Linked DNA regions of Homo sapiens: region 1 is linked to region 2. A link is a contact called in ENCODE Hi-C data. All regions are on one chromosome and are shown on one strand. Each heading gives the region's core, a stretch centred on a gene start or an enhancer-like site at or near the end of the contact. The rest is flanking DNA. Distances are from core to core; before and after follow the strand shown. Region 1 has its middle 87 kb from the start of TMEM97. Region 2 holds the start of LINC01992 (long intergenic non-protein coding RNA 1992).

Evidence for each region. A loop is a pair of places that touch in the nucleus more often than their neighbours do. Pooled maps may share reads with other maps.
Region 1: a pooled map shows a loop between it and region 2 (2.6-fold over the local background). The contact joins the enhancer-like site here to the promoter of LINC01992 in region 2. A Hi-C loop is called at or near these places in 1 of 168 maps with a recorded cell type or tissue (Caco-2), 1 of 37 single-sample maps with no recorded cell type and 2 of 50 pooled maps.

Annotation. Positions count from the first base shown.
Region 1 is chr17:28,229,522-28,235,607 of GRCh38, reverse strand. No RefSeq gene overlaps it. Among named protein-coding and RNA genes, the nearest start is that of TMEM97, 87 kb to the left of the region's middle. Within about 2 kb of position 1,572, at least 13 of the 41 ENCODE cell types and tissues checked have a DNase peak (open chromatin) inside an H3K27ac peak, as active enhancers do.
Region 2 is chr17:27,990,372-27,996,118 of GRCh38, reverse strand. It overlaps LINC01992 (long intergenic non-protein coding RNA 1992), which reads left to right and starts at 4,412. Exons shown (of 5, transcript NR_146896.1): 1 at 4,412-4,726.

The DNA of each region.
Region 1 (6,086 bases), core at 323-2,822, 240 kb before region 2:
GACACACTACTCCGGCACCTGGAGGACTGTGGGTATAAGGTGTCCAAGAAAAAAGCTCAGATCTGCCAACAGCACGTACATTACTTGGGATTTACTATCCGACAGGGGGAGCGCAGCCTGGGATCAGGAAGAAAGCAGGTCATTTGCAATCTGCCAGAGCCTAAGACCAGAAGGCAGGTGAGAGAATTCTTAGGAGCTGCGGGGTTTTGCAGACTGTGGATCCCAAACTTTGCAGTATTAGCTAAGCCTTTGTGTGAGGTCACAAAGTGGGGGGGACCGGGACCTTTTGAATGGGGATCCCAGCAACAGCAAGCCTTTCATGAGTTAAAGGAAAAACTTATGTCAGCCCCAGCCCTGGGGCTATCCGATCTGACAAAGCCTTTTACATTGTATGTGTCAGAGAGAGAAAAGATGGCAGTTGGAGTTTTAACCCAAACTGTGGGGCCCTGGCTGAGGCCGGTGGCCTATCTCTCTAAACAACTAGACGGGGTTGCTAAAGGATGGCCCCCATGTTTGAGGGCCTTGGCACCAACTGCCCTGCTAGTACAAGAAGCAGATAAGCTGACTCTTGGGCAAAACCTGAACATAAAGGCCCCCCATGCTGTGGTGACTTTAACGAATACTAAAGGACATCATTAGCTAGCGAATGCTAGACTCACTAAGTACCAAAGTTTGCTCTGTGAAAATCCCCGTATAACCACTGAAGTTTGTAACACCCTGAACCCCACTACCTTGCTCCCGGTATCAGAGAGCCCTGTCAAGCATGATTGTGTAGAAGTATTGGACTCAGTTTACTCTAGCAGACCTGACCTCTGGGACCAGCCTTGGGCATCAGTAGACTGGGAACTATACGTGGATTGGAGCAGCTTCATCAACCCACAAGGAGAGAGATTTGCAGGGTGTGCGGTGGTAACCCTGGGCACTGTTGTTGAAGCCAGATCGTTGCCCCAGGGCACTTCAGCCCAGAAAGCTGAACTCATTGCTTTCATTCAGGCCTTAGAACTCAGTGAAGGTAAGACTGTCAACATTTACACTGACTCTCGGTATGCCTTTTTAACCCTTCAAGTGCATGGAGCATTATATAAAGAAAAGCGCCTATTGAACTCTGGGGGAAAGGACATAAAATATCAACAAGAAATCTTGCAATTATTAGAAGCAGTATGGAAACCACACAAGGTGGCCGTTATGCATTGCAGAGGACACCAGCGAGCTTCCACCTTGGTGGGTTTGCGGAATTCCCGCGCTGACTTAGAGGCTCGAAAAGCAGCATCTGCCCCCTTCCGGGCATCAGTCACAGCACCCCTGCTCCCTCAAGCGCCTGATCTTTTACCTACTTATTCTAAAGAAGAAAAGGACTTTCTCCAGGCAGAGGGAGGACAAGTGATGGAGGAAGGATGGATTCGGTTACCAGATGGGAGAGAAGCTGTGCCACAGCTGCTAGGAGCCGCAGTTGTGCTGGCTGTGCATAAAACCACCCATCTAGGCCAGGAGTCACTTGAAAAGTTGTTAGTCCGGTATTTCTACATCTTGCATTTGTCAGCCCTTGCCAAAACGGTGACGCAGCGGTGTGTTACCTGCCCAAAGCATAATGCGAAGCAAGGTCCAGCTGTTCCGCCCGTCATACAAGCTTATGGAGCAGCCCCCTTTGAAGATGTCCAGGTGGACTTCACAGAGATGCCAAAGTGTGGAGGTAACAAGTATTTACTAGTTCTTGTGTGTACCTACTCTGGTGGGTGGAGGCTTATCCAGCACAAACTGAGAAAGCTCGTGAAGTAACCTGTGTGCTTCTTCGAGATCCTATTCCTAGATTTGGACTGCCCTTACGGATCGGCTCAGATAATGGGCCAGCATTTGTGGCTGACTTGGTACAGAAGAGGGCAAAGGTATTGGGGAACACATGGAAACTGCATGCTGCCTACCGGCCTCAGAGTTCCAGAAAGGTGGAGTCGATGAATTGGACTATCAAAAATAGCTTAGGGAAAGTATGTCAGGAAACAGGATTAAAATGGATACAGGCTCTCCCTATGGTATTATTTAAAATTAGATGTACCCCTTCTAAAAGAACAGGATATTCCCCTTATGAAATATTGTATCATAGGCCCCCTCCCATATTGCAGGGACTTCCAGGCACTCCCCGAGAGTTAGGTGAAATTGAGTTACAGCGACAACTACAGGCTTTAGGAAAAATTACACAAACAATCTCAGCCTGGGTAAATGAGAGATGCCCTGTTAGCTTATTCTCCCCAGTTCACCCTTTCTCCCCAGGTAATCGAGTGTGGATCAAGGACTGGAACGTAACTTCTTTGTGCCCACGGTGGAAAGACCGTAGTCTGTCGTCCTGACCACTCCCACCGCTGTGAAGGTAGAGGGAATCCCAGCCTGGATCCACCACAGCCGTGTAAAACCTGCAGCACCTGAAACCTGGGAGGCAAGACCAAGCCCAGACGACCCTTGCAGAGTGACCCTGAGGAAGACGACAAGCCCTGCTCCAGTCACACCCAGAAGCTGACTGGTCCACGCACGGCCGAAGCATGAGGAAGCTCATCGTGGGATTCATTTTTCTTAAATTCTGGACTTACACAGTAAGGGCTTCAACTGACCTTACTCAAACTGGGGACTGTTCCCAGTGTATTCATCAGGTCACTGAGGTAGGACAGCAAATTAAAACAATCTTTCTGTTCTATAGTTATTATGAATATATGGGAATGTTAAAAGAAACTTGTTTGTATAATGCCACTCAGTACAAGGTATGTAGCCTGGGAAATGACCCACCTGATGTGTGTTATAACCCATCTGAGCCCCCTGCAACCACCATTTTTGAAACAAGATTAAGAACTAGCCTTTTCCTAGGTGACACAAGTAAAATAATAACTAGAACAGAAGAAAAAGGAATCCCCAAACAAATAATTTTAAGATTTGATGCTTGTGCAGCCATTAATAGTAACAAACTAGGAACAGAATGTGGTTCTCTTAACTGGGAAAGGAGCTACAGAGTAGAAAATAAATATGTTTGTCATGAGTCAGGGGATTGTGAAAATTGTGCCTTTTGGCCATGTGTTATTTGGGCTACTTGGAAAAAGAACAAAAAAGACCCGGTTCATCTTCAGAAGGGGGAAGCCAACCCTTCCTGTGCTGCCGGTCACTGTAACCCACTAGAACTAATAATTACCAATCCCCTAGATCCCCATTAGAAAAAGGGAGAACGTGTAACCCTGGGGATCGATGGGACGGGGTTAAACCCCCAAGTTGCCATTTTAATTAGAGGGGAGGTCCACAAGCGCTCTCCCAAGCCAGTATTTCAAACCTTTTATGAGGAGCTGAATCTGCCAGCACCAGAACTTCCGAAAAAGACAAAAAATTTGTTTATCCAATCAGCAGAAAATGTAGCTCATTCCCTTAATGTTACTTCTTGTTATGTATGCGGGGGAACCACTATCGGAGACCGATGGCCTTGGGAAGCCCGAGAGTTGGTGCCTACTGATCCAGCTCCTGATGTAATTCCAGTTCAGAAGGCCCAAGCTAGCAACTTCTGGGTCCTAAAAACCTCAATTATTGGACAATACTGTATAGCTAGAGAAGGGAAAGTCTTTATCATCCCTGTAAGAAAGCTTAATTGTATAGGACAGAAGTTGTACAACAGCACAACAAAGACAATTACTTGGTGGGGCCTAAACCACACTGAAAAGAACCCATTTAGTAAATTTTCTAAATTAAAAACTGCCTGGGCTCATCCAGAATCTCATCAGGACTGGGCAGCTCCCGCTGGACTATACTGGATATGTGGGCACGGAGCCTACATTCGGTTACCTAATAAATGGGCAGGCAGTTGTGTTATTGGCACTATTAAGCCGTCCTTTTTCTTATTACCCATAAAAACGGGTGAGCTCCTAGGTTTCCCTGTCTATGCCTCCCAAGAGAGGCATAGTTATAGGAAACTGGAAAGATAATGAGTGGCCCCCTGAAAGGATCATACAGTATTATGGGCCTGCCGCATGGGCACAAGACAGCTCATGGGGATACTGAATCCCCATCTACATGCTCAATCAGATCATATGGTTGCAGGCCATCTTAGAAATAATTACTAATGAAACTTTGACTGTTTTAGCTTGGCAGGAAACCCAAATGAGGAATGCTATCTCTCAGAATAGGCTGGCCTTGGACTACTTGCTAGCAGCTGAAGGAGGAGTTTGTGAAAAATTTAACTTAACCAGTTGCTGCCTACAAATAGATGATCAAGGACAGGTGGTTGAAAACATAGTCAGGGACATGACAAAGGTGGCACATGTGTCTGTACAGGTTTGGCACGAGTTTGATCCTGAGTCTTTCTTTGGAAAATGGTTTCCAGCTACAGGAGGATTAAAAACCCTCATTGTAGGTGTAGTGCTAGTAATAGGAACTTGCTTGCTGCTCCCCTGTGTATTACCCTTGCTTTTTCAAATGATAAAATGTTTTGTTGCTACTTTGGTTCATCAAAAAACTTCAGCACACGTGTATTATATGAATCACTATCGCTCTATCTCGCAAAGAGACTCAGAAAGTGAGGATGAGAGTGAGAACTCCCACTAAAAAGTGAAAATTCTCAAAGGGGGGGAATATGGTACGAGACCACCACTTCTCCTGTTGTCCTTCCCAGTTTCTCCCCAACCTCCCCTTTTCCCTAGTTTATAAGACAGGAGAAAAGGGAGAAAGCAAAAAGTTGGAAAGAAACAGAAGAAAGATAAATAGCTAGACGACCTTGGCGCCACCACCTGGCCCTGGTGGTTAAAATGATAATAATATTAACCCCTGACCAAAACTACTGGTGTTATCTGTAAATTCCAGACATTGTGTGAGAAAGCACTGTAAAACTTTTTGTAGTGTTAGCTGATGTAGGTAGCCCACAGTCACATTCCTCACACTTACTTGATCTATTATGACTCTTTCACGTAGACCCCTTAGAGTTGTAAGCCCTTCAAAGGGCTAGGAATTTCTTTTTCGGGGAGCTCGGCTCTTAAGATGCGAGTCTGCTGATGCTCCCGGCCGAATAAAAAACCTCTTCCTTCTTTAATCCGGTGTCTCAGGAGTTTTGTCTGCGACTCGTCCTGCTACAGCAGCCCTAGCAAACTAAATAGCAATGCCATCTTCATCCAATTCTCTGGAAATAAGCGGGAAGCCAGCTACAATGTAAGTCCAACTACCCCAAGAATATCGTGCTGGAGAGCCCATTTGTAGGTACGACAGTCAACAGCCCCGGCTGAACTCAACAGCCGGCACCAGCATGGGAGTGAGACTCCTCAGGCATCAGCCCGGTGGATCATTTAGATAACTGCAGATCTGCCAGCCTCTGATGGTATCCGCATGTGAGACTCAAAGCGAGAACTGCTGAGGTGAGCGCTTCCTGGTCCTGACCCACAACATCATGAGTGACATACAATGGTTGTTTGAGGCTGCCAAGTTTTAGGGTAACTTATTATACAACATAGTAACCAGAGCACCTACCCTCTCCCTTCCCCCACTTGCCACTGGCTGGAACACAGATGAGGTCATGGCAGGCTGTCTTCAGTCCTGTCAATGACATAGATGAGGGCATGGGGAAGCCACAAATGAGGAGCCTGGGCTTTTGGATGCCCTCGTGGAGCAGAGAGGCCAGCTCCCCAGATGTCACTTGCATTTCAGGTAAGAGAAATAAATTTCCTTTCTGTTTAAGTCACTGTTAATTCTATCTGTTTTTTTAAGCCAAATCAATATCCTAGTAATATCATATATGTAAAACGAACAGCTCAGAGTCTAGCACATAAATAAGTGCTTTTTGGAAAAGGTAATTATTGCTATTATATTAATTATTATACTAATAATAGTTATTAATAATATTATTACCCTAAACTGCTCAACACTCTTCAAAATGAACATGAGGTGGACCCATGTCACTGATGGTCAATGAGACATGACAAGCTGGGCAAAAATTGTCTGTGGTCATGCCTAATTCATACCAGGTCTCTCTTCCATCCACCTTAAACTGACTACAGCTCTCCCAGGCAGACCAATAGATAAGGGATCACAGACACCAGCGCACAGACACATCCTCCCACTCCCCACCCACACAGTGA
Region 2 (5,747 bases), core at 3,163-5,662:
TCTTTAGAATTTAAAGATGACCTTCATTTCAGCATCTCTACTTTGACCTTTAGAGGTTTCAAGGGCAGACCTGCATTTCCAGTCTGTCTGCTTTGGATAACACCCTACCAGGCTGGAAACTTGCCAGGCACAGATCTTTCGCAACTCTTCCCACCTTCCCAACAAAGACCACTGGACAGATTTTCTACTCTTATTCCTCCCTCTTCTCCAGAGAGTTGGATTCAGAGGGCTGGAGTAAAGACTGAGCATCAGAATTTTAACCTAAGTACCTTAGGTGACCTGGTGCAGGTGGGTCCTGCATTCATACGCACTACCTCACATGTTCCATGAACATTCCCTTCTTGTCTCCTTTACTTGCACAGGGATGCTTTTCTCTTTAGTCATGGCCTTTTAGGTTATGCAGAGGAATGAATTCAGCTTGCAGAGATTTGGGAAATTTTGTCCTTATGAAGCAAGAAGTTACACAGGAGGAAATGATGTGACATCTCAAGATTACTGGAGAAGAGACTTTACAGAGACATTATACATAAGTTTTTGCCATTATTATCTTTTCCACCTTTTCTTTATTCTGTCTCCTCTGTCCCACAAAACCCTGATCCCATGATGAAGAGTAGGAGAAAAGGCATCCAATCATTGTCTTTCTGGGACTTTCTTTCCTTACAATGGCTAGTACCACTAATCTTGCTCTCAATTCTAGATATTTTCATCATTCTTAAGTCTACCACTATGCTTTGAGGGCCCTCAAGTTGCCTACATTCTATTTATGAGACAGGATAACTTAGGTTCCATGAGGGGGTCATAAAACACTTTAGATTAAAAAAAAAAGTTATAGTAGGCATAGTCTGAAACAAAAGAGATAAGAAAAGCCATCATTTAAAAAACAGGTAATTCAGGGCTATTCCATTTTGAGGAAGGAAGGGAAGAGCCTTGCTTCAGACACAGGGAGATGGGAGAATGGTATTAGCTGGTGCAAAAGTCATCACAGCTTTTGTCATCACTTTCAATGCAAAAACGCAATGACTTTTGCACCAATCTAATGGTTTTCTGCCCTTTAGCACGGTTTAGTCCACTTCTGTTTCATGATAAGACCTTCACATGGTTAAGATTTTGTAGCACTAGGTCTCTGTGATCTGATGACTTACAACACTCAACTATATTTTTTGATCCTCACAACCTTTCAACATAGTGTAATTAATTAATTAAGCAAATATTCATTAAGCTCTGACTGTGTGCCAAATGCTCTGTGAGGTCTTTGATGTATACAGAAGTAAATCAGACAAGATCTTTGTCTCTAGGGGTTCATTCGTTGGAGGAAAACCAAGGGTCAGAGAAGCCAAGTGACCTGCCAGATTTGCAAATCAAATAGTGGCAGAGCCAATACTGGAAACAAAGAACCCCATTCTTTCTTCTCCACAGGATTCAGTTACTGAGATCATGATCTCTTATTTTGGTTTTCTTTTCTTTTCTTTTTTTTGTTTTGAGATAGTGTCTCTCTCTCTCTCTGTCACCTAGCAGGAGTGCAGTAGTACCATCATAGCTCACTACAATCTCCAACTCCTAGGCTCAAATGATCCCCTGGCCTCAGCCTACCAAGTAGCTGGAACTATAGGCATGAACCACTATATCCTGGCTAATTAAAACATTTGTTTTTGTAGAGACAGAGTCTTGCTATATTGCCCAGGCTGGTCTTGAACTCCTGGCCTAAGCAATCCTCTCACCTTGGACTTCCAAAGTGTGGGGATTACAGGTGTGAGCCACCATGCTCAGCCATGATCTCTTATTCTTGACATCCTGAGATGCAAGTACTGGGCCAAGGCTTTAAATGGCTTTTCCTGCAGTGGGATTACCAAGTCCCGACCACCCTGCAACCCCTGCTCTGGCAATGATCTCCATCTCCTGTTATTTGTGCTCTTGTGTAATTTCCTTCCACTAAGTGACTAATGATTCACTTCTGGCAAATAAAATGCAGTATTCATGATAGAACGGCACTTCTGAGATAGGTTATAAAAAGACTGTGGTTTGCACCCTGGGTGTGCTCTCTCTTGCTGTCTTTCCTGAATCACATGTGGTAGAGGAAGCAAGTTGCCATACTGTGAGTGGTCTTTTGGAGAGGCCTATGTGGTGTGACGAGGAACTAAGATCTTTAGCCTCATAACTCATAAGGAACTGACGCCTGATGACAACCACGTGAGCAAGCTTGGGATTGGAGCTTTCAGCTCTAGTTGAGTCTTCAGATGAGTCCATGTTCCTGGCCAACAGCTTGATGGCAGCCTCTTCAGAGAACTTGAGCCAGAGGCATCCAGCTAAGACTCATTCATATTCCTGCCCCGTAGAAACTGGGAGATAATAACGTTTTTTGTTTTAAACTATTAAACTTTGGGGTAATTTGTTATACAGAGATAGATAATACAGTATCTTTGCTGCCTGGACTTTAACTTAGTCCTCTCCTTCCTGGAGGTGTCTCCAAGGGCCCACTCAGCCTGGTGATGATAATTGGAACTGGGAGACTACAGTGTGTTGAGGGGCGCTGCAGTTAGGGGAGTATGGCTGGAGGAGCAGAAAGTAATTCTATGAAGAATGACCTCATCCTTCAGAGAATGGCTGTGGAGGAACACAGGACTGGAGAATAAAGCCTCTCTGTCATGCAAGTCCAGCTGGGCTGGGCAAGGTCTCGGTGCCAAGCTGGGCTGAAAGTGTTAAAGACTATGGACTTCCCCTTGGCAAGATTGGGGCTCCCATTAAGTCACTAGGAAGAAGATGAAAAGTGAGAGGGAATTGGGGCAACAGTACGGAGACTGGAAGCTATAGTTAGTGTCCAAAGGATCAGGCTCTGCTACTTACTGGCTCAATGACCTTGAACAAGTTGTTTAAGTTCTTTGAACCAAACATTTAAAGTGAGTATTGTAATAATATCCACTTTGAAGGGCCATTTTAAAGATTAAATGGGATGATTTAGATAGAGCTTTGAGCAGAATGCAGAATAGTTGATATTACTATTATTCCTGGAAGGGATCCAAGTTGGAAGTTTTGCCTTCAATGTTTCTGCTGTGATCTGGGTGGGTGGAAGGGGCCAGCAGGGCCCCCCCAGTAGGTCTGTGGAGGGCAATTTGGTGAGCCCCTCTCAAAAGCAAATGCATAAATAAAAGGCCAGTGGAGATACCAGAGACCACCTCAAAAGGGAATTGGAACATCAGAAGATTCGTATGAAAAAGGCTTGTAGTCTACAAAACATGGGTAAACCTTCAAATATAGCTCAACCCTCATTTGACATAGAGAAACTCTTATCGACAGCTTACTCCAATAAGTCAATGGACAAAAATGGGCAAAGGGTCTCATCTGGAAGCCATGACTCATGGTTCTCCAGAGAACTCGTACAGGAGCAGAACCCAGGAGGGTGAATTCACACCTCATCGATGTCAGTAATTTCACACTGAGGAGAAGGTATCAGTGTAATGAGTTGGAAAACAAGACAATATTAGAAGAGAAGTGATGCTTCAGAAATGAGATGAAAGTTTTTGTAGAAAAGATCACAGAAAAGTCCATGATTATAAAGGATAGCCTTGATTGATCACAGTTGGGTGGAAGATTTAAGAGGATGAAAAAATTGAGTAATAAAAACATATATGAACACTTCCCAAGGTTTGCAAGGGTTATGTTTCTGAGTCTGGTGTATTTCAAAAATTGTACATGTGTTGACATTGTGTATGTGAATCTAACATAATTCTGAAGATGATTATTGTATGCAGGACCCTACAGAGAATATGATATAATAGGGCTACCTGTATATGATCAGTCCCTAAAGTTTTTGAAACATTAGTAGGTAAAAGCAGGATAAGTGCTCATTTAAAATTTATGGGCCCGTGTGGTTGCTCATGCCTGTAATCCCTGCACTTTGGGAGGCCAAGGCAGGAGGATTGCTTGAACCCAGGAGTTCGAGACCAGCCTGAACAACATGGCAAAACCCCGTCTCTACTAAAGATACAAAACTTAGCCGGGCATGGTGGCACATGCCTGTAGTCCCAGCTACTCAGGAGGCTGAGGAGGGAGGATCACTGGAGCCTGGAAGGTTGAGGCTGCAATGAGAAGGTTGAGCCTGGGTGACAGAGTGAGACCCTGTCTCAAAAAATAAAACAATAATAAAATAAGATAAAATAAAATTTACAGATCATTTTCTGAATCTAAATTTACAGACCTTAATTTACCTTTGGAGGAGACTGCTGCTTTAAGAAAAAAAATCTCAGAATGGCCCTTTTGTTATCCAGAAGTAAAACATTGTACTCATTGTTCTTGATGGAAATTGTGACATCATTGTTAAACTGACTATAGATATTGGTAATGTAAATTGTGACTTTGCAAAGCTACTATTTACTGAGCATTTCCCATAAGGTCAAAAGAACCACTTGGAACACTCATTCAGCATACAGATTCTGAGCCCCTCCCTGAAGATCTGATTCACTAGGCTTGGTGTAAAGTCCTGGAACCCATAGATTTAACAGGAGCCCTCCACTGGCATATATTATGGGAAATAGTTTGGGAAGTAGTGCTTTACATGATTTATGTCAAGTAATTATTACAATTGCTCTCTGAAGCCGCTACCATGATTATCTCAATTTTACAGATGAAGAAACCAGCTCAGAGTATAAGATATGGTATACCTAAGTCAAATAGTTAATAAACAGGAGCGCTGCTGACTCTGGCACCCAGGACTGCTTGTCTTCAAAGCCAGGTAGGTGCAAAACCATTTTACTGTTCTGGTTGGTAGGCATGGTTGATCAACAGCTGCATAGGTTAGCTGGCTGGCTATTTCCACATACGCCCTCACTGGGTTAGGGCATGGGAAGTTGCTTGCAGGGAGTGAGGCATAGAGGGGAAGAATGGGAGGTCTGAAGTCTTCTTGGTGAGATAATTTATGGACTCCGAGCTCAAACAGTGCTGCTTTGGGGCCCAGGAGACAAAATGTGACACCGACATAGATCTGGGGCTCTAGATAGTGGTGATATTGAGAGCATCAGGAGATGGTACCCTCCGAAGATCACTGGTGATTTCAGAAGGGGCATCTAAGAATCTCCCTCCGATGCTACCAGGGCTGTGACATGGGACAGGGCACCTGAAATAGGAGAGGGAGAATATGATGGATGTTGTGTGGTGATTGTAAATAAGTGGGTTGTTTTAAGAGCATATAAGATATGCCCTTGGGGACTGCTCCAAATAACTGGGAAATGCCTTTTGTAAGGAAGGTTGGATGAGGTGGGAGCCCAAGTCATTGTCATGTGGACAATAAAAGTAAATGGGACCCCATTTTATATCCACAGACCTTGACACTTAGATTACATAGTTGGATTTTTGATGTGTCTAGACCTCATTATGTTTCTTAAGGACGGGTGCTGTAATACAGTGTCTAGCCCAGGGGGAGAGACGCAATAAAGATCTTGTGTTGAATAGAGAAAATTTGAGCTGTAGCTCCCCTCTTTCACTAACTGTTTGTGTTAGGCCGTTTTTTGCATTGCTATAAAGAAATACCTGAGACTGGGTAATTTTTAAAGAAAAGAGGTTTCATTGGCTCACAGTTCTGCAGGCTTCATGGGAAGCATGGTGCTGGGATCTCCTTGGCTTCTGGGAAGGTCTCAGGGAGCTTACAATCATGGTGGAAGCCAAAGGGGGAGCAGGAGCAAGAGAGGGAGAGTGGCAAGGGTGGTGCCACACACTTTTAAATGCCCAGCTCTCACAAGAATTCACTCTCACTATCG